Linked DNA regions of Homo sapiens: region 1 is linked to region 2. Evidence: read pairs that join two places in POLR2A ChIA-PET (ENCODE). Cell type or tissue: PC-9. All regions are shown on one strand. Links, peaks and the distances in the headings refer to the core of each region. The heading gives the core; the rest is flanking DNA.

Region 1 (5,378 bases), core at 285-5,284, 300 kb before region 2:
TGCTCGGATTAGTTTTTTTAAATTATTTATGACCTTTAACATTTTTCTGTTTGAAAGTTTGCTCATACCCTCAGTTAAAAAAAAAAATCTGGAAAAATGTGGGGGGTTGTGGAGGGGAGGAACCCACACAATTAAACTTTGAAAAGTTTAATGCATACTCCCTTATATTGGTATTGTATTTTCCTGCAACATAATGTCAGCAGAGGAATTCTAAGTCTGGTAGAGGAATTCTGAACCTGGTAACAGAAAGGTGCTTGGATTCTCTCTGACTACTTCATAAGCAGCATCCACTATAATGCCAGTCCCTGTGCTAACTGTCAAAAATTTATCAGTGAACAAAAAGGAACAGGATTTCTATCTTCAGAGAGCTCTTGGTCTGAATAGGGAATCAGACAGACATGGACAGTAATAAATCTAAAATGAAAATGAAAAGGTACTGATATGGTTTGGCTGTGTCCCCACTCAAATCTCATCTTGACTTGTAGCTCTCATAATTCCCATGTGTTGTGGCAGAGACCCAGTGAGAGGTAACTGAATCATCGGGGTGGGTCTTTCCCAGGCTGTTCTCATAATAGTGAATAAGTCTCACAAGATCTGATGGCTTTTTTAAAGAGGAGTTCCCCAGCACATGCTCTCTTGTCTGCTGCCATGTAAGATGTGACTTTGCTCCTCCTTTGCCTTCTGCCATGATTGTGAGGTCTCCCTAGCCACGTGGAACTGTGAGTCCATTAAATCTCTTCTTTATAAATTACCCAGTCTCAGATATGTCTTTATTAGCAGCATGAGAACAGACTAATACAAGTACAATGAAAGATTTTAGCTGTGTTATACAATTTACAATGAGCAGATCAATGAACTCTTCTCTGAAGAAATGTCAAGGCCCAATACATGCAAAAAAATCATGACATGAAAAGCGTGTGGGGAGGGAGAAAACCAGTTATGGTGCCACCTGCAAACGAGAAAAGTATGCAAGATGTCACTGAGTTGGAAAATAATTTCACACATCCAAGATGAAAAAAAGCTGGTATGACTGGGACCAGCTGTCATAGGACCTTTTCAAAAGACAGTAAAAATTCCAGATCTTAACACAAGTAACCTGAATGAAAAGTTACTGAAAGCACGGGGACTAACTTGATAATATTTCTATAATGTCCACACCAATGTTGAGGGTCAATAAAAACTTTCTATGACCAAAGACTTAATATACTGATATATTGAGGTAACTTATACCCGTTTATTAGCCAAGGGGAATATCATCCATCTGAAAAAAAAAAGTACAGGAAAATGTATTCCACAAAATTAGCATCAAGTATTATTTGTTTCCACAAGAAGACAGCTGACAAAGCACCACTGTGTTCAAAGATGACTCAGTGCAGTAAAATTGAGCATCAATGAATATATGTTATCTGATTATGTCTTACAGTTTTACTGTGTTCTTATTTTGTGTGACTTACCACAGCAGATTACAAAAAGTCACCTTGAAATAATGCAATGGCATTATCTATATCCAAAAAATTTACAAGCTCATTAATATAAAAGCTTTCATCAAGGGCTTGTTAAGAGTAAAATGTGACAAAGGTAATATCAGCAAGATGGCAGAAGAGGTGCTTTCTACTGTCATCTGCCCCCAAGAAGCATCAATTTTGACCACAACTTATGGACAAGAGTACCTTTGTGGGAGTCTAGGAATCCAGCAGAAAAGTTTCAGTACACCACTGAGGCAAAAAATCCAGAATAGATGCAGTGAAGAGGGTAAGAAGAAAGTTTCATTTTACCTGCATCACTCCTCCCACAAAGCAGTACAGCTCAACAAGAGAAACTCCATAACCCTCCAATTTCTCTCACAGCGGAAAGCAGAATGATTAGGCACTCGGCTCCACCAGCCATGTAAGACACTGCCCAAGAGACTCACTTTTCTCACCCCACCCCAAATATTGTGGTGATCAGCATGGCTGAGTATCTGGGGAAGATGGGAGCAGGAAAATAACTATGGTTTAATTTACTTTAATTTTTTGAAATAGGTCATATTGATCTTCTCAGATGAAAAGGAGTAAGCTAATGATAAATGTCATATCTGAGAAGAAAGTCATAATGACTTGCTACACAAATTCAAATTGAATGAGAAGACATCCTTTATTTCTTCAAGCTACTGGTTATAAGTTGAAATTTCTGAAGTTATTTCCATATACCACATCTTAAGAATGCTGCAGAGATAATTAGGAGATGTATAGAAACAATCAGGGAAATCACAATCTTAGTAACAAAACTTAAACATAAAGCACAAATAGGTGCTAAATGTGTGACATTAACTATAACATCTAATGTTCTAAAAAAGGAGGTTCACTGTAAACTGCTGCAGTCAGATAAAGATTCATGAAGAAAGTGAAGTTCCTAGAAGAGGCTTGGGTCTGAAAGGTAAGCAGGTGGAGAGAGAGCCCTAAACACTGTACTATGCTATAAAAAGTGGTATAGAGAAAATAATGAGCAAGGCATATTAAAGATAATTCATGCTACTGATGGCAGCAGCAGGCCGTCTGTAGTGGGGAGGCATGGGCGGTGGCAGCAGGAGTGGCTGCAGGAGCAGTGGTGAGTCTCCCGTGCCCTACCTCCAGGAGACAGCTGACTGCACCGCCGTCACCCTTACACAGCCGGGCATGACCCACCCCCAGGCCCGGAGCCTCTGTGGCCCCAGACCCTGTCCCCAAGTCACTGCCCTCTCCTGCCACTGCTGCAGGGAGGGTGAAGGGAGGAGGCAGTGCTTGGGGCCACGCTTCGGGGGAAGTGAGAGTGGTGCCCACTTCGGGGATCAGCCAGAGGTACGGTCGCCATGCCCACCCCACAGACAGCACTGGGTTCCTGGGCCTCTGCAAGAGGCTGTCTGCACAAGCCCGCCCAGGGTCGCATCCCCAGGGTCTGCCCCATAAGGGTCTGCACAGTATCACTCCCAATTGCCGGCCCGAGGCCTGTGATCCACTCCCAGAGGTGCCCACCCTGGGCAGGGCCCCAAGCCAGGTGAGGGGGAGCTCTGCGCTGCCCCTGAGCACTGGAGCCACCAAGGGAGCCTGGGGAGACGTTGCCTCTGCCCTGGACACTGGCCTGGGCCCAGCAAGGACCTGGGCTGGGGCCCAGGCTGTGAGGGAGTGCAGCGGGGCTGCATGCTCCAGGGGGCCAGGAGCAGGTAGCAGCCCCATCGTTTTGGGCACAGCTGCAGCTGCCCAAGTCAGGGTTGTGGACCTGGGTCTCCCTGGGCTCTTGTGGGCAGGGAGCAGGCAGAAGACTTGCACCAGTGAGGCTGCAGCCGCCCAAGGCGGGGGCTGTGGATCTGGACCTCTGCACTCACTACAAGGCTGTGAGATTTTAAATTTGACACTATGGAAATAGGGAAACATGAGTGATGTTAAAGGAGTGTTGTGTTTTACTAAGATTAATGCAGAAATGATATGCAAGACAAAGTAAAATATAATTTCCTTGGAGTTTAATCTATTAGGTCTTTAGCTACTTTAATCATTAAGATCTATAAAAAACTTAGAGTGTTCCTATTTTAAAGTTCTAAGACGTAGGACTTATGATAATTTGGCCTCAACTGCTGGTTTCCTCACTTCCTAGCTAAGCTACTTTGGTAAAGGTATTTGAACTCTCAAAGCCTTGCCTTCCTCATTGGAAGTAAGTGGATAATTCCACTATGAATCTGGGATACCAAAGTGTGATGTGGTAAGTGTGAAGTGTCAAATAAAATGATTAGTGTATAGGATATTTAATAAATGGTAGCTATTGTTGACTCTTAAACTTTAATTTTCATTGCTTAGAATTAAGCAAAGACTTTCTAGAATAAAATGTCAAAATCAGCTAGATTTTATATTGTTCTTTATATTTTTTACAGATGTCTTATCAAAATATCTCAGTAAGTTCTTATTTTGACATATTTCCTCAGCTCCAAAGACACAGCAATTATAGGTAAAATACAAATATTTTTGGGCTCCAAAATAAAATAAATATCTCAGCGTAGTAGCAACAGAACAACAACAACAAAAACACAGCAGTGAACCAGTGTGAAATCATAGGTCTTCTGGACTCTGAAGTCAAAAGCCAGCACTGGTGACTAGGAACTTAGAGGGATGACAAGGACAAAAAAGTGCTCAAAATGACATGAGAAGCAAGGCCAGATTCACTGGTTGAAGTTTCGGAAAAGAAGACCAACATGAGACACAACACCAATTGCTATTAAACCTCATTTGGGACTATGGTTTTTAGCAAGCTGCAGGACTAAGGAGACTGGACCTTAAGCAGCCCCCTCCCCACTTCAGCCAAGGGTCAGAATCTACCACAGCCCCAGTGTCACTGTGGGGAAGAAGCTCTAAAATGCTGTTGAAGGACCTGGTTCCACACTGGAGGTTAGGGGACAGACGGCAGTAACTGCTCAAGCACTAGACAGATATGCTCAGAGGCAGAAACAGAGAGAGGAAACAAAATAATCCACTTCTGAAAACCAAATTCTGCAACACATGAAGACTCTATAATGTTCAAAGGCTTAAAAATAACACAATGCTGTTCGACTTACAACAGAGTTACATCCTCATAAACCCACTGTAAGTTGAAAATATCATGAAGTCAAAGATGCATTTAACCTGCCAAACATCCATAGCTTAGCCTATCCTCCCTTAAATGTGCTCAGAACACTTATATTACCCTATGGTTTGGCAGAATCATCTAACAAAAAGTGTGTTTTATAGTAAAGTGCTAAATATTTCATATAACTTGTTGAACACTGTACTGACAGTAAAAAACACAATGGTTATACAGGTACCCAAAGTATGGTTTCTACTGAATGCATATGACTTTCGTACCACTGTAAAGTAGAAAAATCTTAAGGCAAACCATCATACACTGGGAACCATCTGTAAATTCTTTTCAGATAAAATTAATTTTATGAAATTGCCTGATAAACATTTTTAAATGTTTAAGATGCTTAGAGAAATGAAAAGAATCACTTCCATTTCAGAAAGGAAAAAGTATGAAACAAAACCAAGCACAAATAAAACAAGAACCAATAATATGCAATAGAATCAACTAGGAAACTTGCAAACGAAAACTATTAACACCCAAGTGTCCATCAATAGATGAATGGAAAAATTAAATGTGGTATATATAAGTGCAATGGAATATTATTCAACCTTAAAAAGGAATGAAATTCTAATACATTCTACAACATAGATGAATCATGAAAGCACTATGCTAGTGAAATATGCCAGATACAAAAAGACAAATGTCATTATTCCATTTATATTAGGTACCTAGAATATGAAAATTCATAGAGACAGAAAATAGAATAGAGATTACCAGGGGCTGGGTAGAGGGAGAATGGGGAGTAACTGTTTAAC
Region 2 (5,378 bases), core at 165-5,164:
GAGTGGAGGGAAATGCTTCTAGAAAGAGGGACCTGAGCGAGGCTCCCAGGAAGGAAGAGGGAAGAACAGTGGGAACGTGAGTGCTAGAGGGTCCCAGTGCCCCAGACCAGGGACCATGCACAGCAGGACTAGCTGCAGCCACAGGGGTCCAGGTCTATTCCCAACTCCCCTGTGGCCTTGGGCAGGCCATTCAGCCTCTCTGAGCCTCACAGGCCCAATCTGGAAAGTGGGGATAGTGCTAATACTCCTGTTCCCAGGGAGCCACAAGGAGGGAATGAGAGCACACACAAAGAGCTCAGATGAACTTGGTGTCCAGTGCACACTGAAGGTATTGGGGGCCATGATGGTATGGGTGAAAACAGTTCCTGGGTTTGCTTGGGGACCCCTGGCTTTAGGATTCCCCTGGGTCTTCCTGAAATGGCCTTACACTCCTCCCCTCCTTGTTTCCCAGAATTCAGGGAAAGCTAGGTGCAGCCTTGGGGACCTGGGGGAGGCAGAACCTCTCCAATTCAGCAGGTCACAGGAAATGGTCTCATATCCTCAGAGGGGCACAGCCAGACTGGGCTCTTCAAAGGTGGACCAAGAACCTTGAGTCCACGAATCCTGTTTTGCTGTGAAAGGCTCAATAAGGAAGGGGAAGACCCTCCAGGGTGGAGAGAGGGTGGCTGATCTTAGGGGAGCGACCCTGGGGAATGGGAACCAAGACTGAAAGAACAGAAACCCACAACAGGGAACTCACCCAGCTCTCAAGCTTGGTCAACTATAGGAGGGGGCCCATCTTCACTTCTTTGTGGCAGCCCCCTACTCTCCCAGGTGGCAGACACCTTTACACCCCTCGACAACTCTGCGCATCCTTTTGAACAATGTCCCTCCTGCAAAATGTGTGACCATGGCCAGTCCTTTCACCTTCCCAAGCCCCAGCTTGCATCTGTGAACTGGGCACCCACTCTCCTCCCACATGGCTCCTGTGTTATAGCTGGGGAAAGAGGCCCTGAGACAGCTATGGCCTCCTCCCCTCCCCCAGAGGTTCTACAGTGAGAAAGTGGCAGGATCACAACTCCCTCTGCCCCTGACAGGTGTGGGATCCCAGGATTCTGCCCACAGCCTTCCCACAGAGGGCCGGGGGAGGCCACAGAGACCACCTGTGAGCCCCCTGAGTACATACTCAGAAGATCCAGGTTCTGGTATCTTCCTTTAACTTCAAAGAGGAAAAGGGGATTTTTCTATCAAAATCAGCTACATAATCTGTGAAACTTTACCCTGGTTTTATTTCTTCTATGACAGTGTAAAAATAGGACATTTTCATCATAAGACTGGAACATTTTAGCAAACACAAGTGTTTTGTTGTAATCTCAGAAATAATGTCCCATCAGTGGTCTCTCTTCATGAAGAGACCCCACAGCAGCAATGAAATATGTGCCCCCAACTGGCCAGTTGTGTGGCAGTGATGCCCACATAGCTGACACAGGGTAACAAAGGGCCATACCACCCTCCCTAGCAGGGGTGGCCAGGGCAAGTGAGGTCACGCCTAGGTGACCCCTGCTGAAGCACTCAGCAGGCCAGGCCTCTGGCCAGCTCTGGAGAGAGGGGACCCAAAACTCTCCAGCTTTCAGAAGAATGACAGCTGGTCTCTCTCGCCTGGAGGAGATGTCACAGTGATGACAAAGGAATCAGAAGTGGGCGTGGGGAGATACACTGGCTCACCCCCAGAGGCATGGCACAGAGGCCCTAGGGAACCTTCCATCCCCACCCCCAACACTGACCTTCTATCTCATATCTGCTCAGCATCTCTCCCTCATCCTTTGGCTTCATTCATGTCTCTGCAGCTCCCCACACAGGCCTGGGTGAGTACAGGCAGCCATCGCTCTCCTCAGGCTCCTCCCAGGGGTAGCAGGGGCACTAGCCATCCAGGCTTCCAGTCTCCCTTGGCCCCTGGCCCCTCTCCCCTCCTGCTCACGTTCAGCCAGAGGACTCCCAAGGCACCGACACCCAGCCTACTCCCAGAAGGCTTTCCTAGTCTCTGATCACACCATGGAGCCATAGCTATGAGGAAGAGGGGGAGGCCCTGCCCTCTAGGGGACCAGGGTGGTGGCCTGGCAGCTCTGAGGGACACTGCCTGTTCCTGCCACGAGACTAGGCGGCAGTGACTCACTCCCCCTCTCCTGGGCCTGCCTAGGGTAAGGACACACCCTGGTACTGGCTCAGCCTGACTCAAGCACTTAATTAGTCCATGAAGTACAGCGGAAGGGGTCTCCAAACCTGAGTCATAACCCTCAGAGCTCCTGACCCTGGCAGAATATAGCCCTTGCTGGTGGCATCACCATAGCCAAATGTTCCCCTGACAACACCATTTGCTGACTGGTGTGGGAGAGGCATCCTGGGGCACCCTCTGACCAGTCTCTATGCTGTCTGTCTACTTGCAAGATCAGCACCAGCAGTGGGCAAGGCAGGCCCCCACGACCTGCCTGCTTCCCTGGCACTGCCGATGATCATTGCCCACCTAACATGTCTTCACAGCCAAAAGGGAGGCCTTTGCCAAGCAGAGCACCCAGGCCCTCATTTTTTTTTTTTTTTTTTTTTTGAGATGGAGTTTTACTCTTGACTCCCAGGCTAGAGTGCAATGGCGCAATCTCAGCTCACTGCAACCTCCATTTCCCGGGTTCAAGTGATTCTCCTGCCTCAGCCTCTCAAGTAGCTGGTATTACAAGCATGTGCCACCTCACCCAGCTAATTTTTCTATTTTTAGTAGAGACGGGGTTTCACCACGCTGATCTCGAACTCCTGACTTCAGGTGATCCACCCGCGTCAGCCTCCCAAAGTGCTGGGATTACAGGCATGAGCCACTGCGCCCGGCCCAGGCTCTCATTTTGCTGATGAGCAGACTGTGGCTCCTGATCCCCAGAGGAGCACACACGCAGAGAGGAATGGCTGAGAGCCAGGCCTGGGTTCCAGCACAGGGCCATGTCCATACTACGTGACCCTGGGTGAGTTACTCTGCCTTTCTGAACCTGTCTCTGCATCCATGGCATGGGCGTGATAATCCATTCTGATTCTGCAGTGTTTGTGCCTGACATGTAGGAGGCACTCAGCAAGTGGGTGCCCTTATTGCCATCCCCCTGCCCCCTGTGCCACTGCCTGCCAGAAAGCACGGAGAACACCTGCCAGTCCTTCTACCACATCCTGAGAAGGGGGCTGTTAATGTTGGGTGAGCATCTGTGGATGAGCTATGGGTCTCTTGTGGAGGCTGAACCCTTAAGAATGGGGAAATGAGTGTGGCAGCTCAAGGTCCTGGTCCCTCAGGCCCCTGAATGTAGCCTCTGAGCCTTAGCAGGGCAAGGGTGGTCAGGTGCAGGGTGCCAGCTAGAGAGTCTTGAGTGTTCACACCAGCTAGTGCAGGTGCAGCTCACACTCAGCTCTGCCCTCTGTAAAAATGGCGGTAGGTTGCACCTCATACCTTGAGCCCTCCCAGACTCCCACCAGCTCCTCTGGCTGGCTCTAAGGCTCTGACTCAGGTCAGATCTCAGCCCTGTCTATACCTCACTGTGGCTAGGGAACCCTTGGGGGTCGTACTGTGCCTAGTCCCACACAATTGTCCCAAGCAAAAGTCTCAGACCATTGGGCCGTAAAAGGAGACCCAACAGCAGAGACTGCAGCTGAAGTTGACTTCACACAAGCCATGGGGGGGTGGCGGGGGACCTCCTCAGGTTACAGCTCAGCCCAAGAACTCCTGAGTCCACTGTTCTGACTGCCAAGGCTGCTGACACCTGGTCAAGGCGGGCAGCAGGAGGGGACACTGTGAGTGGCATGGGTACAGCACTCACTCCTCCTTCCTTCCCCACCCCCACCCTCCCCTGGGGTGGGGGTGGGGGAGTGAGCTGCCCGCTGACCAGGATGAGTCCTTAGCACCTGACCTGGCCCTGCTCTGTCCTCCGCCTGCCCTCAGCCTGCCAGGCTGCAGAAAAGAGGCCATGAGGCCTGAAACACACGAGACAGGCAAACTGGCAAGGCCCGGGAGAGCGGGGACAGAGCGATAGCAGGAGAAACAGGTGGAAAAGGAGAAATGAGAGGGACGAGGAGGCAGAGGACAGAAAGATCGCTAGTGCCATGAGGAGAAGGCAGCAAAGACAAAGCCCTAGTCTAAAGAAAAAGGCAACCCTAATCCCAAACCCGCCTCAAAAACAAAAGCAATCTTTTCAGCATCTCTGGCCTGTCTAGTGCTGAAAGGGCCTCCTGAGGCTCCTTGTTCCCCAAACGGGAGCCTCGTGTTCCTGCTCTAAGCCAAACCTCCACGGTTCCCACACAGCAGGATTTTAATCACAATTGCACAGGGCCTAATCCACTTAGTTCCAAACGGGCAGGAGGGTGGGGAGGAGCCCAGGACCCAGAGCTCCCTTCACGCCATTCTTTCCTGTCCCTCAAGGGGCTGGGTTCCCCAGGTGCAGGGCGCACCCAAGTGAGTCCTCATAAAAACCAATAATGTTTCACCAGCAAATGCACCCAGGCCACCCCAAATGAGAGCCCTGCCTTCTGAGTGTCTGCCGGCCTATGTTGTCTCATAGCATGAATGCAGGGATAGTAACAGTCACCGAGACTGGATCCTACTCCCCACCACATATTCAAACCCAGGGTTCAACTGCACCACAAAGATGATGGTTTTGCAAAAGATTATGAAACTGCCTTTAGTCCAAAGTCACTTGGGGAGAATGTCACAGAAAGCATTTTAAGCCGAGAGCACTGTTCCTCTCTCAACCCCAAGATGGGGCCTTTCATCTGGGACCACACAAGATGTCCAATAGATGGAGGGAGAGCAGTAGAACTAATGTTCTCCAGGGAAAACACCAGTGCTCACAGGAGCCATGGTCTCACTGTCCTGAGAGCAGCAGAGCCAGCTCTCCAGGAAGCGCTTTGTGCACACTCTCATGGCACAGGTATGCTTGGAATGCCTCTCACCTAGGGATGTCCTCAGCTCTTGCCCATGGGCCTTCACCATTAGACATGGCAGCCTGGAGCCAAGGGAGGTTGCGGGCTTACAGAGCCAGATGTTCCAACTACTGCCTCCACCCAGAGATCTTCCATGATGATGTCCCCAGCAGAGGAAAATGAGGGATCTAACTCCACTTCCCCAGGTGTGAAGCTCAGAAGAGATACAACAGACCTCTGTTGTAATGAAAACTGAGTCCTTCCCATATAGTCTGAACAACAGCCCAAGTGACCCAGGAGTCCCTGCAGCACCCTCAGCAATGGTGCTCTACCCTTCAAGGCCCTACACAAACGCCTCTTCCTCCACAGATTCCTCTGGTCCTCCCTCAGCTTCCCAGTCTTTGTCAGGACTTTGACACCGGCCCTGCTGAGGTCAACCACATCCTGCCAGAACACAG

The links. ChIA-PET counts read pairs that join two places held together with the same protein. Peaks named below come from ENCODE experiments on the same cell type or tissue, not always from the same donor. Only the 100,000 strongest peaks of a DNase experiment are listed, where the experiment ranks them.
Region 1: POLR2A ChIA-PET joins it to region 2 with 7 read pairs; 2 of 35 experiments call an interaction of 5 or more read pairs at or near these places.

What each region holds. Positions count from the first base shown.
Region 1 is chr3:50,928,286-50,933,663 of GRCh38, reverse strand. The region is part of intron 4 of DOCK3 (dedicator of cytokinesis 3); the gene reads right to left. Among named protein-coding and RNA genes, the nearest start is that of MIR4787, 260 kb to the right of the region's middle. In PC-9, for the core only: no CTCF peak of the experiment used is centred there; no DNase peak of the experiment used is centred there.
Region 2 is chr3:50,624,388-50,629,765 of GRCh38, reverse strand. The region is part of intron 2 of MAPKAPK3 (MAPK activated protein kinase 3); the gene reads right to left. Among named protein-coding and RNA genes, the nearest start is that of MAPKAPK3, 9.9 kb to the right of the region's middle. RefSeq lists an enhancer at 3,504-4,280. In PC-9, for the core only: CTCF peaks have their summits at 1,676 and 1,878; DNase peaks (open chromatin) are centred at 2,185 and 4,925; H3K4me3 peaks cover 340 bases; H3K27ac peaks cover 3,949 bases.